2 separate regions of the Homo sapiens genome follow, and region 1 is linked to region 2. Evidence: read pairs that join two places in POLR2A ChIA-PET (ENCODE). Cell type or tissue: PC-9. All regions are shown on one strand. Each heading gives the region's core, and the rest is flanking DNA. Links, peaks and the distances in the headings are about the cores only.

What was found. ChIA-PET counts read pairs that join two places held together with the same protein. Peaks named below come from ENCODE experiments on the same cell type or tissue, not always from the same donor. Only the 100,000 strongest peaks of a DNase experiment are listed, where the experiment ranks them.
Region 1: POLR2A ChIA-PET joins it to region 2 with 6 read pairs; 1 of 35 experiments calls an interaction of 5 or more read pairs at or near these places.

Annotation. Positions count from the first base shown.
Region 1 is chr22:24,586,092-24,591,810 of GRCh38, forward strand. It overlaps LRRC75B (leucine rich repeat containing 75B), which reads right to left. Exons shown (of 4, transcript NM_207644.3): 2 at 3,730-3,858; 3 at 2,123-2,238; 4 at 1-320. It also overlaps a transcript of GGT1 not described here. Among named protein-coding and RNA genes, the nearest start is that of LRRC75B, 4.1 kb to the right of the region's middle. RefSeq lists an enhancer at 5,409-5,719. In PC-9, for the core only: no CTCF peak of the experiment used is centred there; a DNase peak (open chromatin) is centred at 2,442.
Region 2 is chr22:23,720,177-23,725,895 of GRCh38, forward strand. No RefSeq gene overlaps it. Among named protein-coding and RNA genes, the nearest start is that of ZNF70, 28 kb to the right of the region's middle. In PC-9, for the core only: no CTCF peak of the experiment used is centred there; no DNase peak of the experiment used is centred there; H3K4me3 peaks cover 551 bases; H3K27ac peaks cover 882 bases.

The DNA.
Region 1 (5,719 bases), core at 912-4,911, 870 kb after region 2:
TGCCCAGGTCCACCCAAGCCAAAGCAGGGAACTTGGTGGTGTCCTTGATGGCATCAGTGAGCTTGCGGGCAGTGGCCCGCGTCAGTCGGTTGCCGTTGAGCAGGAGCTGGGTGAGGCGGGGCAGCGCCCACAGGCTGGGCAGCAGGAGGTGCAGCAGCTCATCACTCAGCCCCGTGAAGCTCAGGTCCAGCACCGCCAGCACAGCACCATGGCTGCTCAGGTAGCGTGTGATGTGTTGCACGTCCTGTGTCGACAGCGGGATGCCTGAGAGGTCCACAGTCTCCCCTGCCAGCAGAGTCTTCTGGAGGCTGCTCTTGAGGCTATGGGAGAGTGGCAGGTGGGGATGGACTAGGCAACCAGGCAGTCCCCCCACTGACCACAGACAGTGACCTGTCGGGAACAGCCCAGGCCTACAGTCTGGCAAAGCCAGATTCAAACTGTGTCTTTCGTATTTTTTGAGACAAAGTTTCGCTCTTTTTGTCCAGGCTGGAGTGCAGTGGCACAATCTCGGCTTACGGCAACCTCTGCCTCCCGGATTCAAGCGATTCTCCTGCTTCAGCCTCCCAAGTAGCTGGGATTAAAGGCATGTGCCACCACGCCTGGCTAATTTTGTATTTTTAGTAGAGGCGGGGTTTCTCCATCTTTGTCAGGCTGGTCTCGAACTCCTGACCTCAGGTGATCTGACCGCCTCAGCCTCCCAAAGTGCTGGGATTACAGGCGTGAGCCACTGCGCCCGGGCCCAAACTGTCACTTTCTAAGTGGGTGGCCATGGGCAATGCTCAGAGGCTCAGTTTCCCCTTTGGTGAAAATGGGACGTGGTTGTTGTGAGGATTAAATGCACACACAGTAAGGCTCTTTCTTCATGAACTATTATTTGAAATCTCACTGTGTGCCCAGCATCCCACACCTGTTTTATTGACATCTCACTTATTTTTCAGATAGGTGAAGTAACTCTTCCATGGCCACACACCACTAAGCGGGGAACCAGGTCCTCAAACTGAGATGCTCTGACTCTTGAGCCCACATGTTTTTTTCCCTGTGCCCCTTCTGATGTCGATTCTTTTAGGGTAGGGAGAAATTCTCCTACAAAGGGACGGCTATTAGGCTGTACAGGGCACCGGGGATAGAGAGGGACAGGCCCACAGTAGTGAAAGGGGAGGTCCTGGGTGTGCAGGCTGGGGGCCGGCCATGAGGGAGGGCTCCCCGTGTTTTCTCAGTTAGAAGGGAAGTTCAGAGACTGAGAAGGACCCCCGCCCCCACCAACCCTCTAGGTCTCTCCCCAGTTATCTGAACAGAGCCCACTAGGCAGACAGGCCTTTTGGGGGACTGACAGCAGTGAGCACACCCTCAGGACCCCCACCAGCCATGGCAGGGAACAACCTTGTGGGGTCCAAGCTCAGCGTGGCCTATTAGGCCCAAGGTGGGACAGGGGTGGAGGGCAGACAGGGGAGGCCTGCTAGGGTAAGCTCCCGGCAGCAGTTCAGGCCTCTGGGCCTGGGTGCCTGTGGCCAGCTCTGGACTGAGCCTGTGTGTGAGGCTCCATGGATGGAGTCACTCCAGGATGGAGTGTCTGAGAGGGACCCATGGCAGAGGGAGCTATTGGGCAGCCACGGAAGCCTCAGTTTTAGGCAGCCTGGCAGTGGCAAAGAATTCCCAACAAGGTACAGGAAAATCAGGGTAGAGTGTGGCCTTAGGCAAGCCACTTCTCCGAACCTGTTTCCTTCCCTCTAAAATGAGAATCGCGATCCAGAATCTGCCTCCCCCGCAACCTGTTGGGAAGTCTCAGCTGAAGATGCCTACTGAGGTCACCTTGGCTGTTGGGTGGAGGGGTGGGGTGTCCAGGCCGTGTAACAGACCAGGGATTGAGGGATGTATGAATGGCAGGAGGCAGGACCGTCCTGTGGGAAATGCCAAACGGGTCACTCAGAGGGTGCAGCTTGGCTTGGGGAGCATCTGCTACCACGGGCCAGGCTGACTTCCAGGGTAGGGCCCTCATGCGGACCAGGTGAGGGCCTCACCAGGTGGGATTTCAGCACCAGCCTCTTGGTGAGAGTGCAGGTGTCAACCTGAGAAGGGACCTTGGAGCAGCAGTGAGGAGGGGCAGTGGCTGGGCTACCCTTACCAGCTCTGGGTCTTCCTCTGGCGCAGGCTGGACCCTTGCTGCTGCTTCGAGTGAGGGGTGAGGTGGTAGATGAGCTGTCGGCAGATCTTGTCCGAGGACTTCCAGAGCTCATAGTCCTGTGGGAGGGCAGTGTCACCATGGTGAATCTGAGCCCCTCCTGCCCACCTCAGGGCCTTGGGGAGAGGGACCCAGGCAGCCAAGTGTGTGTGTGAGCACAGTCATGCACCATGCATCACCGAGTTGCCCACCAGGGCCTCCCCCTCCTACCCCCCAACCCGGCTGTGGCCTGGCACAGAGCCAGGGGAGGCTGCCCTCTGGGAGCTGGACAGGCTGGTCCAGTCCCGCAGTGCCCGGCGGGAGGAAGCCCAGACAATGAGCCCTTGTTCCCTGTCCTCGGGCCCAGGGCCAGCGTCTCGGGCTATCAGCCGGCTGCCTGCCCACCCTCAGCACCCTTCGGGGACTTGCCACAGGGGGAGGAGGCCAGACCAGGCCCCTCGAGGGAGCCGTGCTCCACTGACGCCAATCCCAGGGAGTAGGAACAAGCCAGGTCAGCGTGTTCTTCTTCCTCTCACTCTCCAAGCGAGACTGCGCCTGCGGGGTCTGGGTCTGGGCTGACAGGGCTGGGGGATGTAATGTTTTACAGCACCACCACCTGGCTCTCTCTCAGTCCTAACTGGGCTCCGGCAGAGGCCCAGCTCAGGGTGGAATCCGAGGTGCGCGGCCCACAAAGCTGGCACTGAGCATGCTCCACTGCATCCTTTATCCAGTCCCTCTGTGAGCAGCCCCAGGAGCAGGCAGCACACACAGCAGCTGCAAGCCCTGGCTGTTCCTGTGATGGCCGTGGGCTAGGCGCAGAGTCCTAGGGGCCGACTGTGCAGAGACCTGGGCATTCAGAGCTGGCAGGGCCCAGAGCGGATACCCTGGTTTTGGTTGGGGACTCACTGTGACTAGGAGTCTGGGTCCGGTGGCTGGTCACAGCCACACATCCTGGGGCTGTGTCGATGCTCATGGCAGGACATCTGCAGGTGCTGTCAGCATGGGGTTCTGGGCAGCTGTGGGGTGGAGGCTGCAGGTGGCAAACTCCACCCCAGCAAGGAGGAGGGCCTTGCTTATGACCCCAGCTGTTGTAGGGGAAAGCAGTGAGCACCCGTCCGCAAGGGTGTCTGTACAGGATGGAGACCTGCGGACAGACGGGGGCTCTAGCCGAGAGCGGCTCTCTTCTGGCCCAGGAATTCAGAGGCTAGGAGTTTGTTTCCGTTGGTGGATTTCTCAGAACAGTCTGTGACCCGCAGGGTCCCCATATGACTTCTGCCCAGCTATAGTCTTCCTGGTCTGGGCCCCCAGGCCTGGTGCACAGTGCTGCCACACAGAAAATGGGTCTGCCCAGGACTCTGAGGGTCCTGCAAAGCACAGCTCACACTTGCTCTAGCTGGTGGCCAGCCTAATATACTGATGCTGGCAGCAGGTCTCAGACAGGGACAGTGACTTGCCTAAGGCCACACAGCAAGCCGCAGAAGGACCTAGCCTCCCAGTCCCCAGCCCTGGGCTCTGTTGGCCCCCCTGTCCACCACAGTGCCCAGCCCAGGGCCCGTGCCTGCCAGCCTCACCTTCTTGGGGCACTGCAGGTCCCGGGCCAGGTTCACAAGCAGGTCATGGGAGATGGGGTCGACCGGGTTGAGGAAGGCCACATCTCTGTAGAGGATATCAGGAAGGAGGGTCCTCTCAAGGCCCAGGTCCTGTGAGTGGTGAAGAGAGAGTTGAGTGAGCCCGTTGGGTCTCCCATCTCGAGGCACCACCCCAGCCAGCCAGATGCTGCTTATGCCCGTTCCTGTCTCTCCATCTCCTCCCTAAGGCTGGCTGGATTCTCCCCACAGGCGGCCATGGGCCAACAGTCCAGTGGCGGGTGGCCCCCTTCTTTTTTTGCTTATTTATTTTTTGAGACAGGGTCTCACCCTGTCACCCAGGCTGGAGTGCAGTGGCGTGATCTCAGTTCAGTGTAACATCTGCCTCCTCAAGGAATCCTCCCACTTCAGCCTCCTGAGGAGCTGGGGCTATAGACAGGCACCACTATGCTCAGCTAATTAAAAAAAAAATGTTTTGTAGAAATGGGGTCTCACTATGTTGCCCAGACTGGTCTCAAACTCCTGGGCTCAAGCGATCCTCCCAAAGTGCTGGGATTACAGGTGTGAGCCACTCAGCCTTGGAGGACCCTTTGGATAAGTAGAGGGGAGGGACATGGGAGCCCTCAGGGAAGTGGTAAGTGAATCCCAGAACCCTTAGACCAGTTCCCTTGAGGTAGTGTTGTGCTGTGACACTGCCTTCTCTGGGGTTAGGACTTGTCAGTGGGATTCTTTGGGGTCTTTCGTCTTATGGTGGGGGGGTTTGCTCTTCTTATGACCCCTCAAATTCCCCTGTCCCCCAGTGTTCCCTTCAGATCCTCTGCCTTCCCACCTATCCCTTGGTTTTCCTAAGCTGCGGCCAGCATCTGTTTGCGGACAGGTATGGATCCTTCCCTTGGGGGCGGACCTCTCTCTCAGATGTCTCAAAGGCATGCCACCCTGAAGCCAGCCTCACCACCCATGCCCCAGCTCAGTATAGGGCACCTCCATGACCATCTTCCCAGGCACTGGGGCCAGAAGCTCTGGAACCCCCCAGCACTCTTCCGTCCTCCTCTCTCCCCCAGCTCACCTAGTCATCCCTTCTCTCTCCCCACCACTCCTGCCAAGATTCAGGCCTCCAGCCTCCTCTCCTACCCATCCCTCACCCCACCGCCTGCATAGACCTGCCCTGGCCTTCCTGCCTCACTCCTCCACTTTCTCCTCCTGTCTACTCCCACAGGACTGGTGTGGGGCTGAATACTCTTTCAGAGGGTCTCTTTGTTTTGAGACGGAGTTTTGCTCTTGTTGCCCGGGCTGGGGCGCAGTGGTGCGAGGTCAGCTCACCGCAACCTCCGCCTCCCGGGTTCAAGCAATTCTCCTGCCTCAGCCTCCTGAGTAGCTGGGATTGCAGGCATGTGCCACCACGCCCAGCTAATTTTGTATTTTTAGCAGGGAAGGGGTTTCTCCATGTTGGTCAGGCTGGTCTCGAATTCCCGACTTCAGGTGATCTGCCTGCCTCAGCCTCCCAAAGTGCTGGGATTATAGGCGTGAGCCACTGCATCTGGCCCAGAGGGTCTCTTTAGAGGACATTTTGAGAGCTGATGGGGCAGCCACAGCCAGGAGGGGCCTCTAGACCCCATGTGGGCCTTCTCCAATCCATAGGTGATATGCTCTGTGCGTGGGTCCCAAGCACAGGAAGTTGGGCCAGGCAGGGGAGGCCGTGGGTCACAGCTGCAGGGTCCCTGCAGGTTATGGAGCAGGATAGGCCCCGGCTGGACCTCAAATCCCAACCTCTGAGACACAAAGAGGTGGTCTCTGAGGATCCTTCTTTCCCTCTAGTTTCCCAGCTAAAATGCCCAACTGGTGTCTTGGACTCCAGGCAGCATCCCAGACTGAGATCTGTGCCTCTGGTTGTCTGGCTGATTCAGTGCTGCTCTGCTGTTTGCCACAGATGCCAGCTAGGGAAGATCCAGGAGGAAGGCTGGCTGATGAGCCTGGC
Region 2 (5,719 bases), core at 891-4,890:
TGACTGGAGCCCAGGAGTTTGCAACCAGCCTGGGCAACATAACGAGACCGCTGTCTCTACAAAAAATAAAAAAATTAAAAAATTAGCTATGTGGAGTGGTGCACGCCTATAGTCCCATCTACATGAGAGGCTGAGGCAGGAGGATTGATAAAGCCCGGGAAGCAGAGGTTGCAGTGAGCCGAGATTGTGCCACTGCACTCCAGCCCAGGTGACAGAGCGAGACCCCATCTCAAAAAAAAAAAAAAAAAAAAAAGACTAAAGGGTGCCAGAGAAGATGCCTTCCTTTTTTCCTTTTCCTTCTTTCTTTTTTTCTTTTTTTTTTTTTTTTTGAGAGTCGCGCTCTGTCGTCTAGGCTGGAGTGCAATGGCCTGGTCTCGGCTCACTGCAACCTCTGCTTCCCGAGCTTCATCAATCCTCCTGCCTCAGCCTCTCATGTAGCTGGACTATAGGCGTGTGCCACCTGGTTCAAGCAATTCTCCTGCATCAGCCTCCTGAGTAGCTGGGATTACAGGCGCCCACCACCACGCCCGGCTAATTTTTGTATTTTTAGTAAAGACAGGGTTTCACCATGTTAACCACACTGGCCTTGAACTCCTGACTTCAGGTGATCCGCCCGCCTCGGCCTCCCAAAGTGCTGTGATTACAGGCATGAGCCATCGCGCCTGGTGAATTCAAATATTTTTTACGTTTACAGTTGGTTAAGAAAGCAAAGCTTTATCTAAAACCTTGGGGTCAGCAGAAGGGATGTTAAGTTTTCACCTGTGAGTCTGATTCCCTCCAAGCCCCTCAGGAAGAAATTTAGAACAAAGAACTCCAATCAGAGTTCAGCCCTTGGTTCACCCTTATCTGAGGTCAACGTGAAAGCTGTCGCCATTTTTCATCTGGTTGAGGTCTGCGCTTCTGAAAAACAACTTAGGGACATTTGTCAAGATGTTATCTTTACTTTCTATAGGGGATCAAATATCTTGTGGCTCTAACCGACTTGGGTGGCTGTTGTTCTGAGCTATTATTACTTTTTCTTGTTTTTTGTTTTTTGTTTTTTTTTTTGAGACGGAGTCTTGCTCTGTTGCCCAGACTGGAGAGCAATGGCCCAATCTAAGCCCACTGCACCCTCCGCCTCCCGGGTTCAAGCAATCCTCCTGCCTCAGCCTCCCGCGTAGCTGGGATTACAGGCATCCGTCACCACACCCAGCTAATTTTTGTATTTTTAGTAGAGATGGGGTTTCATCACATTAGCCAGGCTGATCTCGAACTCCTGACCTCAGTTGATCTATCTGTCTCGACCTCCCAAAGTGCTGGGATTACAGGTGTGAGGCACTGAACCCAGCCAATTATTACCTTCTTCTCATCAAGTTGCTAATTTACTTCTCAAGATAGCTAGGTGCCCGGAATTTCCCTCGAAGGGTAATGTGGTTTGGGTATGTGCCCTCCAAATCTCATGTTGAGATGTGATTTCCAGCCAGGCGCAGTGGCTCACACCTGTAATCTCAGCACTTTGGGAGGCTGAGGTGGGCAGATCACTTGAGGTCAGGAGTTCAAGACTAGCCTGGCCAGTATGGTAAAACCTTAATTCTACTAAAAAAAAAAAAAATACAGGCCGGGTGCGGTGGCTCATGCCTGTAATCCCAGCACTTTGGGAGGCCAAGGCGGGTGGATCACAAGGTCAGGAGATCGAGACCATCCTGGCTAACACGGTGAAACTCTGTCTCTACTAAAAATACGAAAAATTAGCCAGGCGTGGTGGCGGGCGCCTGCAGTCCCAGCTACTTGGGAGGCTGACGCATGAGAATGGCGTGAACCCGGGAGGTGGAGCTTGCAGTGAGCCGAGATAGTGCCACTGCACTCCAGCCTGGGTGACAGAGCAAGACTCTGTCTCAAAAAAAAAAAAAAAAAATTAGCCGGGCGTGGTGGTGTGCATCTGTAGTCCCAGCTACTCGGGAGGCTGAGGCAGGAAAATTGCTTGAACCTGGGAGGCAGAGGCTGCAGTGAGATGAGATCACACCACTGCACTGCAGCCTAGGTGAGAGAGCAAGACTCTGTCTCAAAAAAAAAAAGAGATGTCATTCTCGGAATTGGAAGTGAGGCCTGGTGGCAATGATGGGATCATCCCCTTGGTGATGAGTGAGCTCCCACTCAGGTAGTTCCCATGAGATCTGGCTGTTTATAAGAGTGCAGCGCCTCCCTGTTCTCTCTCTCACTCCCTCTTTCACCATGTGACATGCCGTATCCCCTTTTGCCTTTGTGAAAAGAAAATAAATCTTGGGACCCCTCCTACCCTGACAAGTCACTAAGCCAAAGGGAAAAGTCAAGCTGAGAGCTGCATCAGGAAAAGGTAGGATAGGCATGATGGGGGCAGAGAGGGCTCTCCCCTCGCCCACTAGAAATGTCAGCAGATGGTTTGGCGATCATCCCATTGCCTCTCTAAAAGGGATAAATTGGCCGGGCACAGCACCTTGTGAGGCCGAGGCGGGCGGATCACTTGATGTTAGGAGATCGAGACCAGCCTGGCCAACATGATGAAACCCCGTCTCCACTAAAAATACAAAAATATTAGCTGGGCATGGTGGTGTGTGCCTGTAGTCCTAGTTGCTCAGGAGGCTGAGGCAGGAGAATTGCTTGAACCCAGTAGGTGAAGGTTACAGTGATATCGCACCACTGCACTCAAGCCTGGGTGACAGAGCCAGATTCTGTCTCAAAAAAAAAAAAAAAGTGACAAATTGGCAGCTGGCACCAGGAAAAGGCCATTGCCTGCTGGTCCACACCTGTTGCATTAAAGTATGAATTGAATGCAGGCACAAGGGAGAGGCACAAGGGGGCTTCTGATAAAATGTCAGGTATTGGATGAGTGAGTCCAGGCATGTGCAGTAAGAGACAAAATGGGGGAGTATGACCTTTCGGGGGCACTCCACCAGAAAAGGGAAGAAAGCCTTAGATGGGTGTGCACAGAAGTTTCTAAACACATAGCGGGTGCTCACCTGCCCCCTGTGGCAGCCCACCCTAAAGGAAGGAACATGGGAAAGAGGCCAGCCTATAAAGTCCTAGGGTCAAGGTTAAACACCGCACTTGACCTTGGTGCCCTCTTGGGTCTCTTCCAAGCGTACTTTTCTTTCCTTTCTTTCCTATTCTAAAGCCTTTTAAATAAACTTCCACTCCAGGGCTGAGCACGGTGGCTCATGCCTGTAATCCTAGCATTTTGAGAGGCCAAGGCAGGTGGACCACTTGAGGTCAGGAATTCAAGACCAGTCTGGCAACATGGTGAAGCATCGTCTCTACTAAAAATACAAAAATTAGCCAGGTCTGGTGGCACATGTCTATAGTTCCAACTACTAGGGAGACTGAGGTAGTAGAATCACTTGAACCCAGTGGGTGGAGGTTGCAGTGAGCTGAGATGGTGCCACTGCACTCCAGCCTAGGCAACAAAAAAAAATTTTTTTTTTTTTTGAGATGGAGTTTCGCTCTGTCCCCAGGCTGGAGTGCAGTGGCACAATCTCGGCTCACTGCAAGCTCCGCCTCCCGGGTTCATGCCATTCTCCTGCCTCACCCTCCTGAGTAGCTGGGACTACAGCCGCCTGCCACCATGCCCGGCTAATTTTTTTTTTTGTATTTTTAGTAGAGACGGGGTTTCACCGTGTTAGCCAGGATGGTCTCGATGTCCTGACCCCGTGATCCACCCGCCTCGGCCTCCCAAAGTGTTGGAATTACAGGTGTGAGCCACCGCGCCTGGCCTAAAATATTTTAAATATATAAGCAAACAAACTAACTTCCACTCCTGCTCTGAAACTTACCTTGGTCTCTTTTTCTGCCTTACACACCTCAGTTGAATTCTTTCCTGAGGAGGCAAAAATTGAGGTCACTGCAAACCCACACAGATTCACTGCCTGGAACACTGATACCTTCCACCGATATCAAAGCTGCCTCATATTTTATTCCTAAATAAGATAGCAACAAAGATTTTTTTAAAAAGCTACATATGCCAGGTGCAGTGGCTCACGCCTGTGATCCCAGCACTTTGAGAGGCTAAGGTGCGCGGATCACTTGAAGTCAGAAGTTCGAGACCAGGCTGGCCAACCTGGTAAGACCCCGTCTCTACCACAAAAACAAAAATTAGCCAGACATGGTGGTGTGTGCCTGTAATCCCAGCTACTAGGGAGGCTGAGAAAGGAGAATCGCTTGAACCTGGGAGGTGGAGGTTGCAGTGAGCCAAAATCGTGCCAGGTTTTGTAATGTGTTTCCCGTCTTTATAACATTAGGGTCTGATGGACTTAGACGTCCCAGTTCCCAGGATTGGGGTAAGCAGAATACTTTCTTTTCTTTTTTTAATTATCTTTTTTTTGGCTGGGTGTAGTGGCTCATGCCTGAAATCTTACTTTGGGAGGCTGAGGTGGGCGGACTGCTTGACCTAAGGAGTTTGAAACCAGTCTAGGCAACATAGCAAAACCCCATCTCTACAAAAAATACAAAAATTAGCCAGGCATGATGGCACATACCTGTAGTCCCAGCTGCTCAGTGGGCTGACGTGGGAGGATCGCTTGAGCATGAGAGGTTGAGGCTGCAGTGAGCTGTCATCGCACCATTGCACTCCAGCCTGGGGGACAGAGCAAGACCCTGTCTCAAAAAAAAAAAAAAAAATGTGGGTAGTAGAGGAGAAATAATGTTTGAAGGCTGGGTGTGGTGGCTCATGCCTGTAATCCCAGCATTTTGGGAGGCTGAGGTGGGAGGATCACCTGAGGTCAGGAGTTCAAGACCAGCCTGGCCAACATGGCGAAACCCCAGCTCTACTAAAAACACAGAAAATTAGCCAGGCATGGTGGCACGCACCTGTAATCCCAGCTACTTGGGAGGCTGAGGCAGGGAAATCGCTTGAACCCCAGAGGCCGAGGTGGCAGTGAACTGAGATTGCACCACTGCACTCTAGCCTGGATGACCGAGCAAGACTCTGTCTCAAAAAAAAAAAAAAAAAAAAGGAAGAAAAGAAAAGAAAAAGAGAAAAAAGAAATAATGTTGGATATGTATGGACCCAGAAGCTAATGTGTGTAAAGTATTTCCAGTCATCAGAGAAGTACAATTGTAAGCGTATAATTCCATTCTTGTTGATACCTAGTCATAATATCTCATCAATCCTAACAGAATGGCCTCAATCATTTGGTATATGCAATCTCACACGTAGAGTTTTGTTTTGTTTTGTTTTGTTTGCTTGTTTTAGAGACAGGGATGTGCTCTGGCACCCAGGCTGGAGTGCAGTGGCACAATCATAGCTCACCGCAGCTGCCAACTCCTGGGCTCAAGCAACCCTCCTGCCACAGCCTCCTGAGAAGCTGGACACAGGCATGGGCTACCACACCCGGGTAACTTTTTTAACATAGAGTTTGCATTTTTATGAGAATTTTGTGCAGTAGAAGTTATTACAATTTTTGTGTTTGTAGGGTACAAACCTGTACCAGTACTATAAACAATAATAATATCTTTTCATGAAGTCACAGCCCAATGTGTCAGTTCACATTTTTTTTTTTTTTTTTGAGACGGAGTCCCACTTTATCTCCCAGGCTGGAGTGCAATGGTGCAATCTCGGCTTACTGCAACCTCCGCCTCCTGGATTCAAGCGATTCTCCTGTCTCAGCCTCCCAAGTAGCTGGGATTACAGGCACACGACACCACACATGGCTGATTTTTGTATTTTTAGTAGAGACTGTGTTTCACCATGTTGGCCAGGCTGGTCTCG